Linked DNA regions of Homo sapiens: region 1 is linked to region 2. Evidence: chromatin contacts called from ENCODE Hi-C or POLR2A ChIA-PET data. All regions are on one chromosome and are shown on one strand. The core of a region is the stretch at or near the end of the contact, and the rest is flanking DNA. Distances in the headings are between cores, read along the strand shown.

Region 1 (2,987 bases), core at 52-2,551, 33 kb after region 2:
GGGTTCAAGCATTTCTCTGCCTCAGCCTCCCGAGTAGCTGGGATTACAGGTGCCCGCCACCGCGCCTGGCTATTTTTTTTTTTTTTTTTTTTTTTGTATTTTTAGTAGAGATGGGGTTTCACCATCTTGGTCAGGCTGGTCTTGAACTCCTGACCTCGTGATCCACCCACCTTGGCCTCCCAAAGTGCTGGGATTACAGGCATGAGCCACCATGCCTGGCACATTCTTTTACTTTAGATGTATGAGATAGGGTCATGGTTTGAGAGGAAATTTTATGCTTGTTCTCATTATAATCTGTAGATGAATCCTACCTCATAGTGTCCCAATAATATAAATTGAAAAATACTTCTGTGAAATTCTACCAGTCAGTAGAATTTTTACCAAAGGAACCCTGGGCTCCTTCTGCATTTTGCCAGGGCAAGAGTTGTTGATGCTTGTATTGTAAATCAAGGATTATTCTTAGATTCTGAAATGTTTTCTCAATCATACTGATATAAAAGTTAATCTTTCCTTCATTTTCAGCATTGAGCACTTTTTATTGTGTTGAAATGTTTAAAATATGAACACAAGTAATCCCTAAATTCTATACTTGGTGGCTTTTAATTAATCAAAAACTTTCATTCCCAGTGAATAATATAACATTTTCCTATATGTTACCGCACATTTTTCCTGTTATTTTTACTGTGAGACAGATCTAAGAATCCAAGGTAAATAAATACTATCACCATCACTGTATGAAAGCAAAGGCTGTGGAAAGTTGGTCAGATTGGCTATTATATTTAATATTCCATTGAACATATGGATTATAAAAATATAAACTTGGGTAGAAATCTTCTCCAAAGACCCCTTTCCCACTTGTAAAAATTTAAATGGTTATACAAAAAAACCTATCAAAGAATTCCAGCATGCCCAGGCCCATCTGTCCTGTCATTACATTCTCCATGTTCCCTATCTGATGTGCATCCCCCGCTCCCTGAAATGCCATCACCTGTCTGAGCTAGCAATTCCTTCTTTTCAGATGAACTGAACAGCAGGAGCCTGCTGTTAGAAAGGAGCCCCTCTAAGAGGAAGGGACCGGAATGCAGAAGCCGTAGAGACTGAGGACATCTGGCAACTGAAAAGGAATGCACTGGGGGAGGGAGGCTGCAGTGCCCATGCCAGTGCCTAGGGAGAGTCTGGGCAAAGTGAACCATCACTCAAAAGAGTCACACAAATACCACAAATGAGAGGGAACACAGGAGAGATGCCCTCAGGGCTTGAAGGAAAACTGCAGATCAATGCCTGGAGGGAGGGAGGGAGGCTTTGTGACCAAGAGAAAGCAAACAAGTAACTGGACCAACTCCAGGGACAGAAGGTGCTATCCCTGGAAAGCAGACCAATACAGCAGGAAAAAGGTTGACTCTTAGAGTAAGAGATTCAGTGAATTCTGGACAAAATTTCAAAGCTTTACTAAGAGCACAACAGATGAGAGGAAAGATAAAATGATTTCATTTGTAGGGAGAGAACACTTTTTTAGGGTAATGGCTCATTTTAAAACTGGTTTTAGGGGGTTAGAACTATAGAAAATTATTGTACAGCACTATAAAAATAAATATCATAAATTGTGGCTGGGCTCCATGGCTCATGCCTGTAATCCCAGCACTTTGAGAGGCCGAGGCAGGTGAATTGCCTGAGCTCAGGAGTTCGAGACCACCCTGGCCAAGATGGCAAAACCCCATCTCTACTGAAAATACAAAAAAATTAGCCGGGCGTGGTGTGTGCCTGCAATCCCAGCTACTCAGAAAGCAGAGGCAGGAGAATCACTTGAACCCGGGAAATGGAGGTTGCAGTGAGCCAAGATTGCACCACTGCACTCCAGCCTGGGCAACAGAGTGAGACTCCCATCTCAAAAAAAAAAAAAAAAAATCATAAATTGTGAGCTTTGCACTTAATGTAAGTAGGTTTGAAATTTATTCTTTTCCATTTTTCCCAGTTTATTTTTAAGTTAAAAAGTGTGCCAAAAATATGAATGCAGGCCTCAGGTTTTGGTGGATACAAATATACATATGGCTTCATCTGAAATACAGAGGTAAGGTGAATTTAAGGCATTTAAAAACATAACACTTTATAGTAAGATTTCAAGTCGGCAACATAGAAAATGCTACCAAAAAAGCAATACCTCCACAAAGCAGAAATTTGCTTTATTTATGAAATGCAGGCACAGAGGAAATGAAGCTTACAGAAACAATAAAACAGATGACACTTAAGACAAATACTATATATTTATATAAGATATAAAAAGAGTCCACTATTTTGAGTATACTTCATGATGCTTTCCTATGTAATGAATAGTGCCTCATTGTTGAGTTTAAATAATCCTGGTAGCTATTTGTCTCATTAAATAATATATTTTCTTTCCTAACACATTCCTAGAACCCCAGTGGGGTATCAAACAGAACTGCTCCCTTTTGTAATAATTATTCAAGGCTGGAATCACTAAAACAGGGCTTATTACTCTGAGTGTAACTGAATCAAGTCACTTGGTCAGGAGGAGAGTCAGAACTGAGACTGAGAACTTAGCCATACCCTTCTGGCTCAGGAAGAAGAAGAGAGTTCTTCGCTAGACATCGTGGCTCACGCCTGTAATCGCAGCATTTTGGGAGGCTGGGGCAGGAGAATGGCTTGAGTTCAGGAGTTCAAGACTAGCCTGGGCAACATGGGAGACCCCGTCTTTACAAAAAAATTAGCTGGGAATGGTGGCACATGCTTGTGGTCCCAGCCACTCAGGAAGCTGAGGTGGGAGGATCACTTGAGCCCAGGATGTTGAGGCTTCAGTGAGCTGTGATTGCACCACTGCACTGAAGCCTGCGCAACAGAGCAAGACCCTGTCTCAAAAAAAGAAGAGAGTTCTCTTAGCTGACAGAATTCTCTAATTCAAGCTTGTCCAACCCGTGGGCATGCAGTGCAACACAAAATTCATAAACTTTCTTAAAATATTGTGAATTTTT
Region 2 (3,352 bases), core at 600-3,099:
GGAGGCCAAAGTGGGCAGATCACGAGGTCAAGAGATCAAGACCATCCTGGCCAACATGGTGAAACCCCCGTCTCTATTAAAAATACAAAAATTAGCTGGGCGTGGTGGTGGGCGCCTATAGTCCCAGCTACTCAGGAGGCTAAGGCAGGAGAATCACTCGAACCCGGGAGGTGGAGGTTGCAGTGAGCTGAGATCATGCCACTGCACTCCGGCCTGGGTGACAAAGTGAGACTCTGTCTCGAAAAAAAAGAGAAATCCCTGCCTCCCTTTTATGTTCCCAAAATGTTCCCACCACAGAGGCAGCCTTGTACACTGACAATTTGCCTACATTTGGTGGGGTGTGATTGCAAGACCAGGACCAGACAGCAATCAGCACTACTTTGAGCTTCCAGAAATCTAATCTGGGGAAGTATTCAGGCAAGAGATACATTGATCTCTTATAGAGGACACAAAGACATGAACATTGATAGCCCTGTTGTCATCTTAAAAATCATAATTAGGCCAGGTGTGGTGGCTCACACCTTTAATCCCAACACTTTGGGAGGCTGAGGTGGGTGGATCACCTGAGGTCAGGAGTTTGAGACTAGCCTGGCCAACGTGATGAAACCCCTTCTCTACTAAAAATACAAAAATTAGGCAAGCGTGGTGGCGGGTGCCTGTAGTCCCAGCTACTCAGGAGGCTGAGGCAGGAGAATCACTTGAACCTGGGAGATGGAGGTTGCAGTGAGCTGAGATCATGCCATTGCACTCCAGCCTGGGAGACAGAGCAAGACTCCATCTCAAAAAGAAAATCATAATTACTTTCATGATGTGTACTCTAAGGCAATCTGATAAGTAGTAGGGTATCTGTTCTTTCCCTCATTTCTCTCCCACCCTTACTCTGACTGGTATCTTGGAAGCAGAAAATTCTAATGCAATATTTGCTATGAGTGTTGTCTTTAAATGTCATCCACAATGATTAGGAAGCCCTCACAGACACCAGCCCTGTTTAGCTGGGTGCAGCCGACCAGGTGTTCAACCAGTTTGACTACTCCGCCTCCCTTTGTTAGGCCTCTGAATTATTTATCTCCTGGTATGCGAGTGAGAGACTCAGACTGTGGCTCTCCACATGCCCTGGAGCTAAACGTCCTTGTTTGTTTTCTCCGGAGTAATTTCACTTATTCCCCTCTCCCCTCTCTACAAGGAAGCTGTGGTTCACAGGTATCCATGACTATAATGATTCATGAGGAATCGAAATAAAGGCATTACAAACCCTCTAGATAAAATGAGGACATTCTTTAAGTTCTATTATAAATTGAGTGTAGCCCAAGAATTCAACGGAGAATGAATAAGAGATTACCGGTTGTCTGGTTAGAGATTAGTGGTTGCCCCCAGGGAATAGCTTGTTGGCTTGTGTGGGCGGCCAGAAAACACGGCAGCCTCAGCTCTCTTTGGAGTCCTTCCTTCAGAGAGGAATTGACTTCCTAGCAATTCATTTCCCCGTGATTGTGGCCCATGCTCACAGAGGCCAAAACAAACAGGCCCAGGAAGATTCTTACCGTGGCCAGTGGAGAGCCCGGCCTGGCAGCACCCCTCAGGCTTCGCCGCTGCCTTGTGTGCATCCCAAGCAATCTTTGTCAGCATCCCCATGGCCACAAAACTTCCTTTTTAAAAAAAAAACGAAAAATGTAGTTTAAATGTTCACATGCACATCACAGCTAACTTCTATTACCTTTAAAAATGCTTTTAAATTTTTTAGACTTTATTTAGTGTAAAATTAAGTTTAGCCCAATGCTGCCTCCTTATAGTTTACATTCTGCCTAAAGCTGTGCTCATGCATAGTGCACTGTCACCTGACAGGGTGTGTAAACACACGGCTGCCTACTCTTGTGTCAATCACCCAGTTCCGGCCAAAGGCGGGCAGTTCTTCAAACCATGAACAAACAAGGCAATCATCCAGCAGTAACCAGCCTGGCTCTTTCTGTGCCTCGCTTCTGTTTCCTGTACATCCCTTTCCTTTTTCTGTCCGTAAATCTTCCTCCACCATGTGCCTAAGCTGGAGCTTCTCTGAACCCATTCTGGTCCAGGGGCTGCCCTATTCACAAATAATTTTTTGCTCAATTAAACTCTGTTAAGTTAAACGTCTCTGTGGTTTTTCTTTTAACATTAGAGACAGGGTCTCACTCTGTCACCCAGGCAGTGGTGCAATCATGGCTCACTGCAACCTCTATCTTCTAGGCTCAAAAGATCCTCCCACCTCACCTCCCGAGTAGCTGAGACCATAGGCATATGCCACCACACCTGGCTCATCTCTCCTTTGTAATGCCTTATGTTTTCATTAAAAAAAATATACTCTTAAGGCTGAAAGTTCGTTTAGACTAAACATAGCTTGAGGCCCCTTGACAGCACCCCTGGATGCTGGCCATCCAGTCTCGAATCTGAACGTCTTCAGTGACAGGGAGGTAACTTGCTCCCTCCCAACATAGACTCATCCACTTTTGGGTTGCTCCAGTGGAAACCCTTTCTTAGACTGAAGATTCCCTATAATTTACATCAATTGTACCTAATTTCATGCCTTGACACCCCGTGGGATAAATCGTACCCATCTTCCATGTGAAAGCTCTGTAGAAAATTGGTGACCACTATGTCATCACTCCCCCCATGGCCCTTCTTCATGGCCGAGCTCCTGCGGTGGTATCATTCTTCCTCTACGAAGGGGCTGAGAGTGTCTACCACCCCGCTGCTCCCCTCTGAACAGCCTCCAACTCGTCGAGCCCTTTGAAAACTGTGGTGCACATAGCTTGGCACAGGGCTCAGCTGTGGTCTCTCCAGTGCAGAATGAGGCAGAAGGCTTTGTTGGAAATACCATACATCTATTAATGCAGCCAAGGATTTAATGAGCTTTCTTGGCAACCACATGAAATTATGGCTTTTTTTCTTACCAGCAACTACATATTTGAGTGGTTGGATTTTGTAAACCAAGACCAGAGCCTTCCGTTTACCATTATGGACTTTATCTTGTAATATGGGCTGATTCATTCAGACTTTTAGAGATCTTCTGGGGTTTTGATTTTGCCCTTCAATGTATTAGTATTCCACTCATTCTCTGTGTCACCTGCAAATACAACAAGTTTATTTTTGGTCTTTGGCCAAGCCACTGATAAAACAAAAACAAAAACAAAAAAACACAACAACAACAAAAAACCCTCATGTGGCACGATAATGCAGAGTTCTGTGGTATTCCAATAAAACCAGTCCTCTGGATTAAAAAGAATCAATTAATTAGCAAGCTTTGGCTATGATCCTTCAACCCGTTAAAAACCAGCACAATTACCCTATCCCTCAACCCCTGTGAGGACAACATTAGCCATTC

Evidence for each region. A loop is a pair of places that touch in the nucleus more often than their neighbours do. ChIA-PET counts read pairs that join two places held with the same protein, here RNA polymerase II (POLR2A). Pooled maps may share reads with other maps.
Region 1: a map of PC-9 shows a loop between it and region 2 (7-fold over the local background). The contact joins two enhancer-like sites. A Hi-C loop is called at or near these places in 8 of 168 maps with a recorded cell type or tissue (Calu3, PC-3, PC-9 and 5 more), 4 of 37 single-sample maps with no recorded cell type and 6 of 50 pooled maps. POLR2A ChIA-PET finds 5 or more read pairs at or near these places in 12 of 52 experiments (AG04449, B cell, BJ and 9 more).

Annotation. Positions count from the first base shown.
Region 1 is chr4:169,103,015-169,106,001 of GRCh38, forward strand. All of the region lies in intron 11 of SH3RF1 (SH3 domain containing ring finger 1), which reads right to left. Among named protein-coding and RNA genes, the nearest start is that of CBR4-DT, 94 kb to the left of the region's middle. Within about 2 kb of position 1,302, at least 3 of the 41 ENCODE cell types and tissues checked have a DNase peak (open chromatin) inside an H3K27ac peak, as active enhancers do.
Region 2 is chr4:169,069,107-169,072,458 of GRCh38, forward strand. LOC105377527 (a long non-coding RNA gene) reads right to left here. Exons shown (of 5, transcript XR_939429.3): 2 at 2,922-3,094; 3 at 1,539-1,643. Among named protein-coding and RNA genes, the nearest start is that of CBR4-DT, 60 kb to the left of the region's middle. RefSeq lists an enhancer at 744-1,698. Within about 2 kb of position 1,850, at least 19 of the 41 ENCODE cell types and tissues checked have a DNase peak (open chromatin) inside an H3K27ac peak, as active enhancers do.